Linked DNA regions of Homo sapiens: region 2 is linked to region 1. A link is an interaction called in ENCODE POLR2A ChIA-PET data of the cell type or tissue named here. Cell type or tissue: Caco-2. All regions are shown on one strand. Each heading gives the region's core, and the rest is flanking DNA. Links, peaks and the distances in the headings are about the cores only. Region 1 overlaps PPP2R2B (protein phosphatase 2 regulatory subunit Bbeta). Region 2 has its middle 12 kb from the start of PPP2R2B-IT1.

Region 1 (5,390 bases), core at 196-5,195:
GGGATAATGGAAAATAAAATTTAATACAAAAGAACTGTATTTTGATTTAAGAAAGAGAATCATCAGAGATTCTCTTTAGAGGTGGAGTTTGTAACAGAGTTTGTATGAACCCTGAGAGAGATCAAAGAGTACAACATTCAGAAGAGAAGAGCTCCCTTTAATAAAAGGAACGAAGAGGGAAAAAGGCTCTAGATAAATATTTTATCATAGAGCTAATAAAATTTAAAAGGTGGTCACAGTTCAAAAAGGGAAGAAAACAAAAAGCAGGTATGTGTGTATGTGTATGTATACTGTGTTTGTGTCTGTATGCATATATGTTTGTGAATATTCTCCATCAGACTATGGATAAAGATGTGTGAGGCATTTGTGTCCTAAGGGAACTATGCAATGTTAGCATTATGCATTTATAGAGACTCCATGCAGGTGATATTTTTAAATGTGTTTTTATATAAAATAATAAGAGCAGGTTTTGCTTTTAAATAGTGTTGGTGATGTGAGGTAGAGTTCAGCTCTTCCCTTGCTATTGAAAAATTACCTTTTGCTCTCTGGTCTATTTGAATAAAAGGCTTACATCTGTTGTAATTTCAATGTACGATTTTTTTTCCTTCCTACCAACTAAGTAACACTTTCAGTGCATTCTAATATAATATTGATTGGGGGTTTGAGTTTTATTTGGTTTGCCCTTGATGATGTTACTTTAATGAGATGAAACTGAATAGCTTTGAGTGGATTTCCCTGGAGCTTCCAACTTTTATGCCCCCTATTCCTCCTCCAAGATGGAGGGAGAAAAAAAATGGAAGTATTTTGTTATTTGGTCAAATTTTACGACTTGTGTCATATCAGACTCAAAATTTCTAAAAACATAAAAACTGCGAGAGACAGTTCAGAGTCCAAATTTTAAGAGCTTGTCGTGAAGAATAGCCAGGATAAATACCTGCTTTTCACTGTGCCTCATCAAGTCCAAATGTTTCTGAAAAATCCCTTCAAAGTACAAAGACAGTGCCCTTCTCCAAATTTGGAGGGTTGGTGACTATATAAGTATTGTGCACAGCTTAGCGATCAGTGTGAGGTACAAGGTGAGTGTGTGTCTATACACACGTGCTTGTGTTTTAATATAATGTAAGAATCACTTCAAGGTGTCATTTTCACAAGTTTAGTTACTTTCTTCAGAAATTGAATCTATTAGAATCTGGTTAAGACTGCCTTGATGAAAAGAGGTTGGTCAATGGGTACAAATATACGGTTAGATAAAAGGTATAAATTCTAATGTTTGATAGCAGAGTACAGTGACTGTAGTTAGCAACAATGTATTGCATATTTCAAAGAAGCCAGAAGAGAGAATTTGAAATGTCCCCAACACATAGAAATAATAAATACTCAAGGTGATAAATAACCCGAATACCATAACTTGATCATTATACATTCTATGCATGTAATAAAATATCACATGTACCCCATAAATATGTAACATATTATGTATTTTAAAAATTGCCTTGAATTTCTGACATGAGATTATGATTATTTAAGAGCAGTATAAGACATGAAGCCTTGTAGGGCTCTCTCTGATTTTCTAAAATCCATTCCAGTGTGAAATAATAATTTAATGTGTGTCAGCAGATTGGGAATGAAGAGTCTGGCATCCATCCTTTTACTTATTAAGTATTTATTGTGCACTTACTATGTGTCTGGTGCTGTACTCGGTGCTGGGGATGCAAAGGTTTAGTATATAGACCTGGTCTCTACTGTTAAGGAACCTGTGGTTTAGTAGGGGACACATACAGGACAACAGGCAATTATAATGCAGAATGAGAGGTTCTCTGATGGAGGAAGTACAAGAGAATGTGAAATGACATAAGAGGGCTCAGAGCAGGGCTCATGAGGAAGCAGATGGCTAAACTGAGACCTGAAGGATGAGGAGGAGGGAAGAAGAATGAAAAGTATTCCAAGCAGGGAGAATGGTAGTCAAGATGATGGTTAGTCCCACCTCAGTTATTTAGTAATTGGGTGACTTCAGGAAAAAGTCTATCGTAGATATTTTATTTTCCTTATTCTGTGGAAGATGGAGATGGTGGCCATAGTGGATACTGCTGCTGGTGGAAAAAAAAAATGATAGCAGTTAATATTTATTGAGCACTAATTATGTGCCATGTAGTGTACTAAGCCCTTTACATGCATTAGTTACTCAATTAGGGTTTTGAAATCACCTTTTGAGGTAGGCATCATTATTATCTGTTTCACAGATAAGCAAAAAGAAGCTCAGAAAGGTTAAGAAATTTGCTCAAAGTCACCTTATTAGCAGTAGAAAAGCCAGGATTTGAAAACAGACAAGTTTAACTTAGAACCTGTGTTTTGCACCATTACTATACTATTCATAATCTAACTTTCATAAGCTGATATAGAGATGAGCAGGATAATGGATTAAAAGGACTTTTTAAACTACATGGAACTCTATACTATCATTATGCATTTTAAACTGGGGCATGAATCACGTGGTTGGTAGCTAGTCCAGAATAAAAAGTAAAAATGATTGCAGCAATATATGGGCTGCCATTTCTTGATTTGTTAGCAATGCCTCTAATTCTATGGCCTCAACACATTAGTAGTCAAAAGTGGCATTTCCTAGGGGACATTTTTTTGAAGCAACAGAACATTAGATAAGTTGGACCATGGGTTTGCTCCTAAATGGCAACTGCTATGTTAGAAAGTTCTCAAACATTCCTGAGATCTTTAATCTCTGTTAATCACTCCATGCCCCTCTGTGACGACTGCTCAGCACAAAATGAAATGGAGGCTTGGCAATTATCCAATTCCTTTGAAGAATCTTGCCTCTTAATGCTGATAATCCAAAGCTCTAATTGCACTTTTAAAAATTCTAGATTATCAGGTTCACTCAGGTATACATACTCTCTACTCTGCCTCCGCTTTTTTGTCAAATAGACCTTTTTCCTGTCACTTCTATGTTTCTGATAATTCCCAATGTGCTCCCTGCATTTATCTGTACTCTAATCAGCCATCGTATTGTGAACTTAGGACCGTCTATACTATTGTCACATAAGCAGGTTCATGTTGCTGGCCAACACATTAGCAGTCATTGGGAATTGTTGAGAATGTTTGGAGAGAGGTGGTCACACAATCTTTTGGCACAAAGAGCATGTCTCCACTACAAAGGCAAAGACTGGTTCTACAGTAGGCGGAACCACAATGAACCAAAATAATGAATTCTTCTGCATCATAGTTCGATTCTAGAGGCTAATTGTTAATTTAAGTCCTGCTCGTGGCCTGATAACGGGGCTTTCCTTTTGGAAACTTGACTGAGCTAGTGTGAAAGGCAAGACTGTTATTCAGATATACTAGTGAAATGCAAACAGTTTCACATATTAATGGTCACTAATGACCTGTAATCAGGCTATGATTTGTTAGGTTAAAAACAAAGGCATGATTAGTTTATTTGTTCAGGAGTGTAAACAGAGGGCTTTGTCAATCTGCAGATTGTTCTTCTCCATTGGAGACAGTAGGCTGGAGCATTCCTCTTGAGCTGTGGCATTTAGGGACTGCATTTTCTTTTCTTGAGATTCTCCCAGCTTCCTGTCCCCTCATAAGCCTGCAGCCTTAATCAAAATGGAATGAAGAGGATGCTGTTATTGGTCCCCTTTCTCTGTGGCTTTGGTTTTTGATAAGTGAGCCACTTTAATTTTAATTTTTTTCTTTCAGCTCCACTCTGGTCTCATGCTTCAAATAGCTAATTTTCTCAAAGCATCACCATTTCTTCAGCAAACATTTAACACATAATTGAGGTCAAATTATGCTCCAAATGCTATCCTAGACCTCAAGGATTTTAATGATTATCAAGAGAATCCTAACCCAATCTGAAAAATTTACAACTTCTCCACAGATGTCGTAAGATTTTCTGTACCACTAACAACTGCTTGTAAACTTATCACTAAAAAAAAAATGAAGACTCTCTTGAAATGAAACAGCTGCTCTGTTGAGATATGCATCTTAAAGAGCAAGGCACTTTGATCTTTTGGGGTGCATCAAAGCTGACAATAGAGATTTTGAGGTGTTATAGTGACTCCTTAGAAAAGGTATACCTTGTGTTTTGCCTACACTTATTTAATTTGAGAAAGTGAGTATATTTAAATTCTTATAGGAAACCATGGCATTAAAACAGAAAATTCTTTACTCCTTCATCAAGTAAAAAGAAAAGACTGTGATCTACCTGGTACCACGAAGCAATAATGATGCAGGTTATCCCAGTGAGGCATTTGGATCACTTACAATCATGATGAAGCAATGGGCATGATCTCACTCACATGGAACAGGATCTCTTTCCTTGTTAGCACTAATAGCAATCAGCAATCATTTTATTTACTCATTTGTGTGTTGGTTATCCTCTCTTCTTGAAGGTGAGCACCTGTCTCTCTTGCCTAGTGTGTATCCCAGGCTCTAACACAGTGCCTGGAATCTAGTAAATATGCTCAGTAAATATTTGTTAAATGTTGAATGAAATCCAAGGCCAATGATGAGAGCTTGAGCCCAATAGTAGCATTTGAGATATTGTGAAATAAAGAAAAATTACTTAATAAACAGATCTCTGAGGGACAGGATTAGGAGATGATTGGCACCATTGTGAACCTTTACTGCATGAGATTGTTTCTTCATGTCCTCTTATGTCCACTTCTATGTAATATTGAATAATATTCATTTCGATATGATAAAAAGGACCTCATGTTTATTTGGAAACTACCAAACCTGGCAGTGATGTTTATTTACTCATCCTTGGGGTGACCAATCAAATTTATTATGTGAAGTGACATATTCTTCTGAATCCAAAGAGGACTTTAATATTCTAGAAAGTCTTTACAGCAGTATGGATAGATTGCGTGGTCATTTTTCAGACATTTACTTGATAGGTGTTTATTGGGCACTTATTGTATACCAGCTATGGGGTTAGATACCAGGAATATGGAGTGACAAGACCCTCTGGGGAAATATATTAATAAAGAATAATAAAGATAAATGTACAATTGCAACCGTGACAAGCACTCTGAAGGAGTTAGTAGTACTCTGAGAGTGTGTAATAAGAGGATTATTGGACCTAGACAGGGAAGGCTTCCCTGGTGAAAGAATAATTGCTAAATCCGAAAGTCATAATAAGAGTTAGCTCTGTTGAAGAGGAGATGGGAAGATGACCCAGGCAGGGAGAACTGCATGTACAAGGGCTTTATGGTAGTAGCAGTAGAGAGAGTGTGTGTTCAAAAAGTGAAAGGTGGCCAGTGTGGCTTAAGTTCCCACAGGATGGACATTAGACAGAAGCCACATCTTGCAGAGTCTTGCAAAAATATATGAGCCATTTTTGCTTTTTATCTTATGAGTAACAGGAAGCCATT
Region 2 (5,390 bases), core at 247-5,246, 54 kb before region 1:
CTTAAATCTATTCTAATTGAAACACAGAACCAGCAGACTGGAAAAGACCCTGACTCTTCTCAAGATATGTCACAGGATGTGACACAGAGGACATGCGGGCTTGCAACACAGTGGCAGCTGCAAGCTGACCTCTTGGCAAATTTAATCTGTAAATGGATTCCAGTTTAAGATAGTGAATGCCTTCCATTATTAGGAAGGCTTCTTTCTATATTTTGGAAAGCCTGGTTAAAAATATTTCATGCCAGGTTATTATGCAGATTGCCTAGCTAACAGGGAGATTATGAATGCAAATAAATCAGGTTTTGAAATGAAGAGCTTTACTGACCTCTTAAGAGGGTAGTAACATGTGCATAATGGTGAGGAAAATGCTCCCAGATCATTAGGACAAGAAAAGGGTCACATTGTCATTCTTTGAAGTGTATTGGGGTTGGAATAAAAATCCAAGAATATCCCAGAAGCAAATGAACTGAATTCAAGAACTGCTCTACTTACTGATAAGTTACCCACTCTTCCCTCTGATGTTAGTGTGGGGGAATGTCATGGTCTAGGAGGATGGATGAGCTCCCCATGGAACCCCTAGTTAGTCTCTTAATTCCTCAGTGTAAATTTATGTTGTGGTAATAGCTGGTGGTCAGAAACAGTCAAGGTCACTCACCCTGCTACTTTCTGTGACCTCCCACTGCCCTCTCTTAGCTGCAGGGGAAATCTTCTCCCACTATTACTTCTCCATGGACCATCTGCTTTCTCTTTGGTGGCTGCCTCCAGGAGCTGATCTGAAGGATCTTAAAGTAAACCCAGGATGAAAAACACGATCTGAGCTCCAGGGCCCACCCCTGTAATCCCAGCTACTCGGGAGGCAACTCAGGAGGATCACTTGAGCCCAAGAGTTTGAGGCTGCAGTGAGCCGTGATCACGGCACTGCACTCCAGCCTGGGCAACATAGCAAAACCCTGGGTGGGAAGGAAGGAAGGGAGGAAGGGAGGAAGGGAGGAAGGGAGGGCGGGAAAGGAAGAAAGAAGGCATGAGTTTTATATTGAGGGGAAGCTGGAATTGAATCCTAGGTCTGACACTGACTAGTGTAGGGCCTTTGGGAAGTTTCTCAACACTCTAGGTCATCACCTTCTTCAACTACAACCTGAAAACAATGATGTGAGCCTTACAGGGTGCAGACTGCTAAACTTTTTCTGTTAATGGAGCCCTTAGTGTCTCAGTAATTGTTTAACACACCCCTATGCCAAAAAAAAAAAAAAATCTAACAATTTCTTTATTACGTAGCTAGGCCCAAACAGCTGTATACATATGTATGTTCAAAAAATTTAGGAGTCTTTTGAAAAATATACATATTGAAAGAAAAAAAAATTTAATTTTTAAGTAAACACCAAGAACTTACTAGTAGAATATGTGTGCCTGTTGAGTACTGCATAATTCCTTGAAACTTGGAATCAGACTTTTCTCTTCCATGTTGAATTTTGCACCATACTTGGTTTTCATCACAACCAACCTTTACAAAGATCTGTCATGTAGTACAATCTAATGTTGCAACTGTGATCTACTTCAAGCTAATATTTTGCATGGTGTATCACAGAAGTGTTTCCCTCAAAACTTTAAAATCTGTCTTGGCTTTCCTGTAAGTTCACTGTGGTGCCCTGGGGTACCTCCAGTCACTTGAGGAACCATGGTTATAGGTATCATGTAGTTTGATTTAGAAGACAAAACGTGAGAATTAATGTAAAGAACGTGGCTGTGGGTATGCTCATAAAATCATTGCTGCTGCTGTTCTGCTCGGCAGTTTTTCTCTATGATCATATTTATTAATAAGGAAGAACAACATGGTTTTTCCTTCTAGGGAATTCAATGCTGCCAACATTTGATCAGCCAGTTTGAAAGACTAACAAACCACTGCATACTATGGAAATGAAAGGCATGCCCCCAAGAACCTCACCATTTGATTGAGGAGACAGAATAAACACACAGGACCCAATAGTTAATAACTCACAATTGCTAAACAGTAAAGTAGTGTAGGATTTCAAAGCAGTAGAAAATGAAAGTGGTATGGGAAAAGACAAAAACTTAGCTGGGCCTTGACAAATCAACAGCATTTATACAGGATAATGGAAAAGGGGGTTTCTCCCAAGTAGAGAACTTAAACAGTGTGAGGCACAGTGTGTTCCACACTATAGCTGATGGGTTGGCCTCAGGGGGGATGTTCAGGTACACCTGCCCTTAGCCCTTTCTCCAACTTGGTGATGACCAGGCAGCACAGAGATGCTGTTGTAGACTTTGCCCTTCTGTAAGGACATTAATTCCACTTTCTTTGGCTCCTGGGTACATGAAATTTTCCATAATAGGAATATAAGCTGAACTTTGGGAACGCTCATATGGGAACACATTCATTTTAACCAATGTCCTGAAGAAGCTCTGGGAGAAGAGCTGCTTGAGCTGAGCTTCAGGAAAATGCACATAGATGGCTTAAAATACGTAGTTGTAATAATCCCCCAGCTCGCTTGTGCAAAAATGCAGCTTTATTTCTAGATTTTAACTTCTACATCTGCTGATGGAAAAAAAAATGTAATTTAGCCAATTCATGCTTATACAATCGTTTTCAGACTTAAGCTGATAATTTAGGCTCTAAACATTCCATTTTACACCCACAAAAGCCTCCTGTACTTTCCTACTTCCCTGTCGGAATGGCATCCTGCGCTATCTTCTGTCCTCACCACAATCAGCCAAGGAGCCTCTTGCCTTTCCTGGTCTTCCCTTTAGGCCTCTGTCCCTGCAGCGCCCCCTTCCTGTGTTACTCATCCTGTCTCCTGCTACAGTGTAACTCGGCTGGTCTTCTTAGAAGTAGATTGTCTCTTTAAATTTAATCAGCTGCATAAAGTGCAATTGACATTTCAAAAAATGTGCTAGTTTTAAATGTACAATTCAATATGTTTTGACAAGGGCATACAGTGTTGTAACCACTGCCACAGTCATGAGGTAGAACAGTACTGCCCAATAGACGTATAAGGTGAGCCAGGTACATAATTTAAAAGTTTTCCAGTGGCCACATTTCCAAAAAGTAGAAGAAAGATACATATATTGAGATATCACTCTGTGCCCCATAAATATGATGATGCATAATCATTATGTGTCAATTAAAAATAAAAGAAAAAGGCCAGGTGCGGTGGCTCACGCCTGTAATCCCAGCACTTTGGGAGGCCGAGGCAGGCGGATCACCTGAGATCGGGAGTTCGAGATCAGTCTGACCAATATGTAGAAACCCCGTCTCTACTAAAAATGCAAAATTAGCTGGGCGTGGTGGCGCATGCCTGTAATCCCAGCTACTAGGGAGGCTGAGGCAGGAGAATCACTTGAACCCAGGAGGCAGAGGTTGCGGTGAGCCGAGATCGCGCCATTGCACTCCAGCCTGGGCAACAAGAGTGAAACTCTGTCTCCAAATAAATAAATAAATAAATAAATAAATAAATGGAAAATGGTACAAGAAGCAGGTGAAATTAATTTTAATAATATATTTTCTTTAACTTAATATATTCAAATATTATCACTTTGTTATGGAATCAATATAAGAATATATTAAGGAGCTACTTTATGTCTTTTTTCACATCCATTCTTTCAAGTCTATTGTGTATTTTACACTTCCAACATATCTCAACTCAGACAATATATCTTTACTAGAAATACTTAATTTTTATTTAGAACTTATAAAATTCACAGCTGAAAAAATAGGTTCAAATGTCCAAATTGTTTCAATCCTGCTTACAAGCTTTCCATTATAACTTTTATTTCCATTTAAATTTTATTTAATTTAAATTATATGTAATTAAAATTTCAGTAGCTACATGTGGCTTGGGAGCTTCCATACTGGATAGCACAGAGAACATTTCCATCATCCCCAAAAGCTGACTCCTGCTATTTTGAAATCAATCCCAACCTACCACCACTGGGCACTAGCAACCAATGATCTGCCATTTGACTCTATAGTTTTGTCTTTTCTATAATGTTATATGAATAAAATCAGATTGCACTTAGCCTTTTGTTTGACTTCTTTCACTTATCACATTGATTTTGAGATTTATTTAGAGGGTATTTAATAGGAGTGAGTTCCTTTTAATTGCTAAGTAGTATTACATTGTATAGATGTACTATACCATTCACTAGTTGGTGGGCAGTTGGGCTGTTCCAGTTTTTGGCTTATAAATAAAGCTGTTAAGAACATTCAGGCCAGGAACAGTGCCTCATGTCTTTAATCCCAACATTTTGGGAGGTCAAGGTGAGATCATGGCTGGAGGATCACTGGAGGCCTGGAGTTCAAGACCACCAGCCTGGTCAACATAGTGAGATCCCATCTCTATTATAAAAATTTAAAAATTTAAAAATTTCAAACTTAAGACAAGAACATTCAAGTACAAATGTTTGTGTGGACATGCTTTTATTTCTCCCTAATAAATATGCAGGAGAGGAGTAGATTGAGATATGTTTTTATTTCTTCCTAATAAATATACAGGAGTGGATTGAATGGTGTGTGTTTAATTTTATAGGGGAATAACAAATATTTTCCAGTGTTCCATTTTCCACTCCCACCAGCAAAGTATGAGAGTCCCAATTGCTCCATGTCCTCACCAACACTTGACATAGTTAGTCTTGGCAATTCTAGTAGAGATGCAATGGTATTTCATTGCGGTTTTAACTTTCATTTCCTTAATGACTAATAATGTTGAGCATATTTTCAGGTGCTTATTTGCCACTCATATATATCCTTTGGTAAAATTTCTGTTCAGATATTTTGCCCCCATTTTTATCAGGTTGTCTTTTAATTATTGATTTGTAAAAGTTGTTTTAAATAGGCTGAATATAAGTTCCTTAGCAAACATGTTTTGTATATGTTTTCTCCCAGTCTTGGCTTGGGTGTGACTTTTTTGTATCTGGTTCCTCATGTTAATGTTAACCTGCTGCTGTTAAATGTGGTGTTACCATGACCTCCAGTACCATGTCCGTGCCCTCATTTTGACTCCTGGCACCTTTGGGTTCATCACTGTGTTCTTAACTGTTTCTGCTTTTCTCTCAAGGAGATGAAGCTACTTTTAGCAGTCTCTTTCATTCTATACTGAGGCTACAGGACTTCAAGCAGATGTCTTCAGCCAGTCTGTATGATCAGTGGTTACAACCATTACTCAAGCACCATATTGGTTAGACATGAGGTTTCTCCAAGAAGCTTACAACCTCTCTGGGCTATACTTTAGGACTCGGGGAACACGCTCCCAATACTGCCTGTGGAATTTTCTACAACTTTCCTCTAGTTCCATTAGTTACCTCCTACCCCAGGACTGGGCTTGATAAGCCTCATGAGAGGCTGAGTAGATATTTAATCTCTAGACTAAGCCTATTGA

Evidence for each region. Peaks named below come from ENCODE experiments on the same cell type or tissue, not always from the same donor. Only the 100,000 strongest peaks of a DNase experiment are listed, where the experiment ranks them.
Region 2: POLR2A ChIA-PET joins it to region 1 with 5 read pairs; 2 of 35 experiments call an interaction of 5 or more read pairs at or near these places.

The regions. Positions count from the first base shown.
Region 1 is chr5:146,850,386-146,855,775 of GRCh38, reverse strand. The region is part of intron 2 of PPP2R2B (protein phosphatase 2 regulatory subunit Bbeta); the gene reads left to right. Among named protein-coding and RNA genes, the nearest start is that of PPP2R2B, 26 kb to the left of the region's middle. In Caco-2, for the core only: no CTCF peak of the experiment used is centred there; no DNase peak of the experiment used is centred there.
Region 2 is chr5:146,904,387-146,909,776 of GRCh38, reverse strand. It overlaps a transcript of PPP2R2B not described here. Among named protein-coding and RNA genes, the nearest start is that of PPP2R2B-IT1, 12 kb to the left of the region's middle. In Caco-2, for the core only: no CTCF peak of the experiment used is centred there; a DNase peak (open chromatin) is centred at 2,756.